Linked DNA regions of Mus musculus: region 1 is linked to region 2. Evidence: chromatin contacts called from ENCODE Hi-C data. All regions are on one chromosome and are shown on one strand. Each heading gives the region's core, a stretch centred on a gene start or an enhancer-like site at or near the end of the contact. The rest is flanking DNA. Distances are from core to core; before and after follow the strand shown.

What was found. A loop is a pair of places that touch in the nucleus more often than their neighbours do.
Region 1: a map of T-helper 1 cell shows a loop between it and region 2 (79-fold over the local background). The contact joins the enhancer-like site here to the promoter of Snhg15 in region 2. A Hi-C loop is called at or near these places in 5 of 37 maps with a recorded cell type or tissue (T-helper 1 cell, T-helper 17 cell, T-helper 2 cell and 1 more).

Annotation. Positions count from the first base shown.
Region 1 is chr11:59,877,228-59,882,161 of GRCm38, forward strand. No RefSeq gene overlaps it. Among named protein-coding and RNA genes, the nearest start is that of Nt5m, 32 kb to the left of the region's middle. Within about 2 kb of position 2,929, at least 1 of the 3 ENCODE cell types and tissues checked has a DNase peak (open chromatin) inside an H3K27ac peak, as active enhancers do.
Region 2 is chr11:6,527,167-6,531,864 of GRCm38, forward strand. Snhg15 (small nucleolar RNA host gene 15) reads right to left here and starts at 1,594. Exons shown (of 4, transcript NR_045893.1): 1 at 1,382-1,594; 2 at 1,140-1,208. It overlaps LOC115487884 (a small nucleolar RNA gene), which reads right to left and starts at 999; the gene lies at 867-999.

The DNA of each region.
Region 1 (4,934 bases), core at 1,679-4,178, about 53 Mb after region 2:
TACGGCAGAGGATCTTCGGACTTCCTGGGGACTGGCTTAAGGAGAGAGAAGGACAAGAAGAGAGCCCTGGCTTTAGAGCTGGCCAGGGATTCCATTTCCCACCCTTTACTCTTAAGCACCCAGCTCCATCACCCAGGCTAGGTAGGGAGGTCTCCAACCAGACCAGAGAAGGATGGCCCAGGAGCCACTGCCTGCCCTGGGCTCCTCTGGATTTCACCATATGTGGCTTTCCATAGTCCTGCCCCATTTTTGTCCCTTGGACTGGTCAGGTGCTCTGCCAGTGTCTTACTGCAAACACATGGCAGTTCTGTCACTTGATTGTGGAACTCTGGCACAAGAAGGGCAGCATCTGGGAATGCCCTGACCCGTGCCTACTCCAGAGAGCCTTTACTCTCCTGATGCACAGATCACTGTTAAGCTACAACCTGTCCTTTCTTGTTCATCCCCAAGGTTACACATTAATATGGACATTGCAGTATAAAATATCTTCAAGCTTAAAAGCCCTGCAGTCTTACCAGTTCAAACACTTTTAAAAATTCAAAGTCTGTTTTAAATCTAAAGTCTCAACTATGGAATCCCATAAAATGAAATTTAAGTTGAATATGTATATTTTTTAAGAGGGAAGAATCAGGACATAGTCACAATGCGAACAAAGCAAAACAAAACTCCAGCTTTAAAAATGCAGTGTCAACGACTCAGTCTTCTACACCCCTTCTAAGGCTTGGGTCACTTTTCCAGCTCCACCCTCTGTAGCACACACAGCTTGTCTTATAGGCTCCAACTGGGTCCACTTCAGTGCTGCTGCTGTTCTTGGCGGTCCACCCATGGTCCTGACATCCAAGAATGCTGGGGTCTCCTGCTGCAACTGGCCTGCGCTTTTACCAGTAGCCTCTTCCGGGCTCTCTTCATGGTGCCAAGCCTCAACTTTGCCCATGACCTTTCAAACCAGGAGCTTCCACTGCTACTCCAGCTGTGCCTTCACTAGTGGCCTCTCAAGTGCCAGGCTTCAGTTGCTCTCCATGACCCCTTCACACCTCCAAAACCAGTAGCTCTTGGCAGACTCTTACCCATGACCAAGTTCAGGTGCTAACATGAGGTACAACCAGGGCCACCTCTGGAACAGCTTGTGTGCTGACTCAGGAAACACTTCCCAGGAGATTCCACCTCAGTGACGCTGGTCTCTTCTTAGTCACGGCTAATTTATCTCCAGCTGAGCAGCATCCATTGTCCCAGCCAAGCAAAGGTTTCACTTCAGCGTGTCTGGTCTCTTGTCAATCACAGCCGATTCTTCAGCCCAGCCGACCAGACACCACAGATTCTGCACACAGAAGGCCCGTGGAGTCTTTGCTTCCCTCTGGAACTTGACAAGCCATCACACCCTATTCCCCTGGCACTAACTTGTCTTCAGGTTTCTATCACTGTGATGAAACAGTGACTGAAGCAAGTTGCAGAAGAAAGGGTGTATTTGTCTCACACGTCAACATCCGTAGTCCACCACTGAAGGAAGTCAGAAGGAACACAACGGAGCAGGAACCTGGAGGCAGGAGCTGACACAGAGGCCATGGAGGGATAGCTTGCTCCCTGTAGCTCACTCATCCTTCTTACAGAACCCAGGACCACCACCATTCCAGAGATTGCACCACCCACAAAGGGCTGCCCTCCCCCACTGATCATTAACTAAGAAAATGCCCTACAGATAGATCTTAGGTGGATATTTTCTGGATTGAGTTTCCCTCCTTTTACTTAACTCTAGCGTGTCAAGGTGACATAAAACTAGCCACCATATCTGCTGAGGTTTGCAGCGCTCTCTGGGTTTCTCCCTCCTACCTCCTGCTCAGGGAGTTTGTGGTCTCTGGGGCCCTTCATGGAGTAGCCTGGCATCCAGTCTTCACTAGTCCTCCTATTTATACTAGGGTTGCTGAGAGCAGCATTTGACCAATCCTGTGGTGATCCAGGAGGACCAGGAGGCCCTCCTCACCAGTTAGGGACACTCTTAGGCAAGCTCCTTCAGAGCCCAAAGCTCTGCTACCCTTCCAACAAATGGTGCTCCCTGTCTGGGAGGCTCCACTGGGTATGAGAAGGCCCCAACTTCTTGTCTGTCCTTGCAGAGACATGGTGAGAGTTTTACGCACTGGATCCTTCTGGAGGTGCCCCAGGAGTCTGAAAGCTGTCCCCAAAACACAGGCATCAGTGGCTGCGTTTATCTGCTGGGATTCTGTACCCAGGGAGCACAAGGGCTGGCATTACCTCGTCGGTGCAGTCGAGGAAGAACTGCCAGTTAGATTCCTGAGTGTCGCTCATCAGACAAGTAGCTATCAAGCACCCATGGCTGAGGACTGGCAGGGGAAGTGGAAGCACCCACTCTCTCTCTCTGTGCCCAATGTTGTGCCTTCTTTTAAAAACGACTCTACAGGATAAAAATACATGGAAGCCACATATGAACAGCCTCCCCAGTGAGTGTCTCTGCGGTTTGAAAACTCCTTGATTAGATCTGCTACAGCTGGCTTGAATGTACAGACTAGGTTTCACAGAAGGTCAGTAACAACCAAGCTACTTGCCACTTAATGAACGCCTGCCTGCACAGAGGACTTGTGGACTTAATGCAAACTCCAAGAATCTATTAATTAGTTCCACTACTGGGCAAATTCTAGAGGTTCTCAACCTGTGGGTCGTGACTTCAGGTGACATATCAGATATTTACACTATGATTCATAACATCAAAATTACAGTTATGAAGTAGCAACAAAATAATTGTATGGTGTGGGGAGGGGTCACCAGAGCATAAGGAACTGTATTAAATAAAGTGTTGCAGCATTAGGAAGGTTGAGAACCACTGAGTGAAACAAATCTGACAGAGGAACTACAGTTTGTAAAGATGGCCACTTGATGGCGCCAGAGGACTGGCTCCAGAACCTTGGAGCCCTTTGTGCCTCCCTGAAGCCTGCAGTCATCCCTGGGAAGTCTCAGCCTGTTGTTCCCAGCCACCAGCATTTCTCTCTGACCTAGGCACCTTCTGGGCTGGGTCTTGGAACCTCAGGCACTGTTGTCTGAGCACTGGGATATGACTCACATCAGCTGCTCCCCCCACTGAGAAGGGCCTGGCATTATTGGATGTGTGAGTCTCCAGGCTCAGCCAGTGCAGTTCTTCCCTACACAGGCCCCATCTCCAGCCTGGAGCCTCTGCTTTCCGACCCCACTGACCCAGGCCCTGCCCTGCCCTGCCAGCGATCATCCTCCCAAGTCCCAGCCTTATGACAACTTACAGTCCTAACTCCACAGGACTCCGGAGTCCTAACTCCACAGGACTCTTATGCAAGGAGAAGAGAGTCTAGGGAAGAGGACAGAAGACCCCAATGCTTCCTGAGCCTATGCTGTGTGCTGCGATATCATAAATTTCCCCAAGTGACTATGAAGCAAGGTTAAGATAAAAAGAGGAAAGGTTTATTTTTGGTTTATTAGGGACTAAGACCAAAGCTTTCAGCCCACAGTCTGTTGGTCCTTTTGCTGTTGAGCCTGGGATGAAGAAGAGTATTATGGTGGGGTCACTCAGTGGAGCCAGTGTTCACTCTGTGCCTGAGGTGTGAAACGACAAGTGTAGAGGAGGGATGAGGGTCCCTTTGAGTATCCCTCCCAATGACCTAACTTCCTTCCCCTAGGCCCCATGCCCTACAGGCCCCCCCATATTACCTTCAACACATGGTCTTGCAGGGGGTGGTGATTTTACAATAAAAGCTAAGACCCACACTGACAGACTAAGCTGCACTTTCCCACCACCAAGCACACACACAGCCGAGCAGAGAACACAAGTGTGCTGTGTCTGTTTAATTTTTTCTGCTGTTTGTTGTTTTTGTTTTTCAAACAAGCTTTCACTATGTAACCCTGATGTCCTGGGATTCACTCTGTAGACCAGGCTGGGCTTGACCTCAGAGATCCACCTGCTCTGAACACAACACCCAGCACAAGGTCTGTTTTGTGGGGGTAGGAAGAAGGTGTGGGTGAAGCAGGCAGTGACATCCAGGGACAATGACAGTTTAAGCAGAGTCTGAGGTATTGTTGGTGGGATGCTTGCTGGTCTGCAAATGGAGACAGCAGGGGCAAAATGACACTGTGGTGTGAACCATAAAACCATAAGTACACTTAAGCCTGAGTAATTCATGCTGTGTGCGTGCGTGCGTGCGTGCGTGCGTGCATGCGAGTACATGCGTACATGCCTGCCTTCATGCATGGATTCTGGGAGTGAGATGTGGTCATCTAGGCACCACTGAGTTCATCCTATGGGAAAAAGGGATTAGACATCCCAGGAAGGGAAGAACCAAAACAGAAATGGAGCAACAGCGGCAGGTGCCAAGAAAGGAACTGAGGGACCTGCAAGCAGCTTACGGTGAGGGAAGGTGCAGGTCGCCAGTGGGAGCAGAGAAGTAGGAGCCAAGGCCAAGGCCAAGGGAGGGACCACAGATACAGGAAGGAGAAAGGAGAGCAGAGTAGCCCCAGTTCCTGAGAGGAGACAAACCATGCCACTGGGGAGTGAGAGGCCCTTCCCTTGCAGGACTCACCCCTGCCCTTTGGTCCCACATGGAAATCCTCCCGTGGGTGGACTCTCCCCCTACCCTGCCCCGACATCCATGCACTTTTCTTCCTGCAGTATGTAGTAATCTGTCACCCATTTAAGGTCCTGGAGTGGGAAAGCTCCCAGGAGCAGGAAACCGCCCCTCATACAGGGTCCTGTCCCTGCTTTCCTAGCAGGTTTAAATTCTCTAGACCCTCCTTTTCCTCCTGCTAGGGATGTTGCCAGCAGCAAGCACATTTCAGCAAAACACATTCAAACCAAGCAAGGGACTTAAGATAGCAGGAGGCTTTTCTTCGGGACCTCTCTGTAGAGGGGGGGGATGCCTGTAAGCCTCAGAGCCTGCCATGCATTTACAGGGCTGAAGCGA
Region 2 (4,698 bases), core at 344-2,843:
AGCTAGGGAGGCGATGGGCTTGCCCGGGCATGTCCTGGTCTGTTCTGCTATGTTCTCAGCCCCAGGTTTCAAAGCTCAGAAACAACTCTTTGGGCTATTTAACATACATTACATGAATTACAGTTTTATTCCCTTTCAACATAAAGATTTGAAATGAGGGCCTGGTGTGGTAACACACACCCTTAATCCCAGTACCTGGGATTCCTTCCTTTTGCCGGGAGGCTTTCCTTAGGTATTGGCACAGCAGCCAGATTTCTACCATCTGCAGGCTCTCTGCCTTTTAAGAACCAGGCCTAAGGCCCGGTGTGGTGGCACACGTCTTTAATCCCAGCACTCGGGAGGTAGAGGCAGATGGATTTCTGAGTTCCAGGCCAGCCTGGTCTACAAAGTGAGTTCCAGGACAGCCAGGGCTACACAGAGAAACCTTGTCTCGAGAAAAGAAAAAAAAAAAAAGAAAAATAAGGCCTAGAGCCCAAATGGAACCAAAACCACGTGTCACCACACCTGGGGTTTTACTTCAACACCGGAGACCCAACTCTGGTACTCCTGCTGTATTTTGTAACTGTTTTAAGGATTTACTACTTTGTACTAACTCTGGAGCACAGAAAAATATTCAGCTGGGTGTAGCCTTACACACCTTTAATCCCAGCACTCAGGAGGCAGAGGTGAGTGGATCTGTTTTGAGTTCCAGGACAGCAAGAACTACAGAGAAACCTTGCCTCAAAACAAAACCAACAAGAAATGACTTATTTGCCTCTGCACCATGTGCAGAACTATCCCACACAGTTAAACAAAACAAAAAACCCAAAGTGCAGCATTGCAAATCTTACCGGCTTGTAATTTATCCACGTGGCAGGTGTCTGCCATATTGTCTGAAATTTCTATAACCTTGCTCTGGAGAGGGCAGGGCAAGGCCTCAAACCACTTCAAAATTGTTCTGGCAAGCACTGTAGGAATGCACAGGGTCACTGCAGACCCAAGCACGCTGGAGGCTTGCTAAGTATATCACTCCAATCCTGCACGACCCATACTGCAGTCTCCCAGTCCCCAGAAGTCTAGGGGAGAGAATTAGTCCTGAAAATGAATTCAAGATACGGAGTTTGGCTTCACCGGCCACCGAGCTTCCACAACTGACTTACCAGGACATGTCCCAAAGCTCGGTCATCCCTTCCACGCTGTAGGGCCACCCACAGGGCCTCGATGTCCACCTAGGAGGGGAGAAAAGACAGATTCAGCGCAGCCAGTGCGTATCACCCAGTTCTAGCCCCTCCGAACGTTCTCTCGTAAAAGGAAAAAAAAATCTCTTGAGGGAAGACTCTGCTTGCTTGGGCGGAACTAGCTGGGGTTGGAAAGGAATCCCCCAGAAACAGGCCTAACTCACCCGGTGGCACGTGTCTCCCCAGGGCAAACGTCCCTGCTCCACCGCAGGCTGATCTCCTGCCACCGAGCTCAGCCATCTCTACCTGGACTCGGAATAGCCCTGCACGGCGCCTGTGCCCTGATGACGGAAGATAAGGTGAGGGCCGCAGCACATGCTAGGAAGGACCCGCCAGCCATGGCTGCCAGCTGAGGACGCTCACGTGTGCTTAAAGTTACGGTCACAGCAGCGAGCCGCGCACGCGTAACGTCACCACGCAGCCCCGCCCAAAGCCGCGTGCGCGGGCTCCAAGACACTGACGTCAGCGCCCCTGGGGCGTGGCCTCGAGCGCGGGTTTAACCCGCTCCCCCAGCTGGCCGGTCCTGGTAGTGGCGGTTGATCGAATGCGGACCTCAGACTCAGGGATTGCCTTCTGCATCCTATCCTTTTAGTAATCCGGGTGCCAAAGCTGGGGCCTGGAACCGGAGGTAGCCCTGGCTGAGAAACACGTGGACGCTGGGCCCTGGGATGGACCAACACAACAACAACCAACAACAAAGTGATGTGAATGGACCAGAAAGTGAGAGGGGGCAGGAAAGAAAACCTCGGTCAGCATTTTTATTTTCTTTATTTTTTGTTTGTTTTGTTTTTCGAGACAAGTTTCTCAGTGAAGGCCTGGCTGTCCAGGAACTCTGTAGAACAGGCTGGCCTCGAACTCAGATCCACCTGCTTCTGCCTCCACAGTGTTAAGATTAAAGGCGTGGGACACCACTGCCCATCTTTTCCTTTCTTTTAAAAACATATGTCTGCCCTTTCTTCACCTTCCAACATGGACTTCTTCACGAATTTGCTGCAGAAACAAGCACCACAAGAAGCACGAGTCTTTGTAATAGTTAACAAAGCTTATGGCCACACTCAGATCAGAAGTCACCGGAGAACCATTCCCAAGCCCAGGGCCTTGAGCTTGCAAATGCTCTACTGTCACATCCTCAGCCCTTTCTTGAATTTTTCTTTCTCTCTTTTATTCCCCCCTCTTTTTAGAGGTTGGGTGGCTTAGTTCTCATTAAATTTCTAGTGACACAAACCACAGGCTCATAACTGAAAAGGAGCTAAGACTTTATTTTTGGCCCAGGAAGGTAGATCGGCAGCGAAAGGCTCTTGCCACTAAGCCTAAATTTGAATCTCAGAAACTATAAGGTGGAAGGAAAGGGGACTTCATCAAATTGTTTGCCCACTCCACTTGTAGGCTGTGTGTATGTGCATGCTTACGTGTCACACATACAAACACACACAAATGTAACAATAAAAATTACAAAGAGTTTATAATTGGTGCTGTAGAGATGGCTCAGTAGTTAAAAGCACTTGCCACTCTTACACAGAGCCCAGATTCAATTCCCAGCGTCCACATGGTGATGACAACTATCCTTAACTGCAGTTCCAGGGATCTGCACATTCAAGTAGCTGGGATTACAATCCGGGCTCACCAGGCCCAGCTGGGAGTCATCTTTTCTGAATGTAGTTGTCAGAGGACTTGAGGCTCCAACTTTCAATGCTTTAATGACAAGAGTTTGTTCCTTGACTCCAAATTGCAAAACCTGCCTGTTTGGGGCCAACACGATGGCTCACTGGGTAAAGAAAGGCACTTGACACAGAGCCTGATGACCTGAGTTTGACCCCTGGCACACTTGTGGTAGGAGAGGAGCAAGTCCCACAAGTTGTTCTTTGAACTCCGTGCATGTGCACGCATTAAATAACTATAATTAAAAAAATTAGGGGCTGGTGAGATGGCTCAGCGGGTAAGAGCACCCGACTGCTCTTCCGAAGGTTCGAAGTTCAAATCCCAGCAACCACATGGTGGCTCACAACCACCCATAATGAGATCTGACTCCTTCTTCTGGAGTGTCTGAAGACAGCTACAGTGTACTTACATATAATAAATAAATCTTTAAAAAAAAAAAAAACTTTAAAAAAAATTAGGGGCTGGTGAGATGGCTCAGTGGGTAAGAGCACCCGACTGCTCTTCCGAAGGTTCGAAGTTCAAATCCCAGCAACCACATGGTGGCTTACAACCACCCATAATGAGATCTGACTCCTTCTTCTGGAGTGTCTGAAGACAGCTACAGTGTACTTACATATAATAAATAAATAAATAAATCTTTAAAAAAAATTAATCCCTACTTGTGTTATTAAATTTTTAAAAACATATTTTATGTGTATATGTCTTAGGGTTTCTATCCCTGTCATAAAACACCATGACCAAAGCCAACGTGGGGAGGGACAGGCTTATTTCACTTACAGTTTCATATGACAGTTCATTATCAAAAGCAGCAAGGACAGGAACTCAAGCAGGTCCCGGACCTGGGGGGCAGAGCTGACCCAAGGGCTATGGAGGGGTACAGCTGACTGCCTTGCTCATCGAGGCATGCTCAGCTTGCTTTCTTACAAAAAGCAGGCTTATAGGACCACCAGTCTAGGGATGGCCCCACCCACAGTGGGATGGACACTTCCCCCATCAATCATTCATTAAGAAAATGCCCTACAGCCAGAGCCAGATTTTTTTTTTTTTTTTTTTTTTGAGACAGGGTTTCTCTGTATAGCTCTGGCTGTCCTGGAACTCACTTTGTAGACCGGGCTGGCCTTGAACTCAGAAATCTGCCTGCCTCTGCCTCCCAAGTGCTGAGATTAAAGGCGTGAGCCACCACGCCCGGCTCTACAGCCAGATCTTATGGTGACATTTTCTCAATTTAGATTCCCTCCTTTCAAATAACTCTGGCTTGTGTCAGAGTTAAATCACAGTATGGGTGTTTTGCCTGCATGTATGTCTGTGTGTGTGTGTGTGCATGTGTGTGTTTGTGCATGTATGTCTGTGTATGTGTGAGGTGTGTGTGTGAGTGTGTGTGTGGTGTATGTGTGTGAGTGTGTGGTGGTGTGTGTGTGTATGTGAGTGTGTGTTGGGAGCCGCCCCCACATTCGCCGTCACAAGATGGCGCTGACATCCTGTGTTCTAAGTGGTAAACAAATAATCTGCGCATGAGCCAAGGGTATTTTATGACTACTTGTACTCTACCTTTCCCGTGAACGTCAGCTCGGCCATGGGCTGCAGCCAATCAGGGAGTGATGCGTCCTAGGCGAAATATAACGCTCCTAAAAAAGGGGACGGGGTTTCCGCCATTCTCTCTCGCTGGCATCTCTCTGGCTCTGCGCGCCCTGCGCTCTCTCGCTGCCTAAAGATGTAAACAATAGAGCACGCTCTGCGCCCCGGCGCGCCAGAGCTCTGGCTCCTAAAATTATTGAAGGGGCTTTCGTTTTGGGGGCTGGGCGCTGGGCGCTTGCCCTCCTGG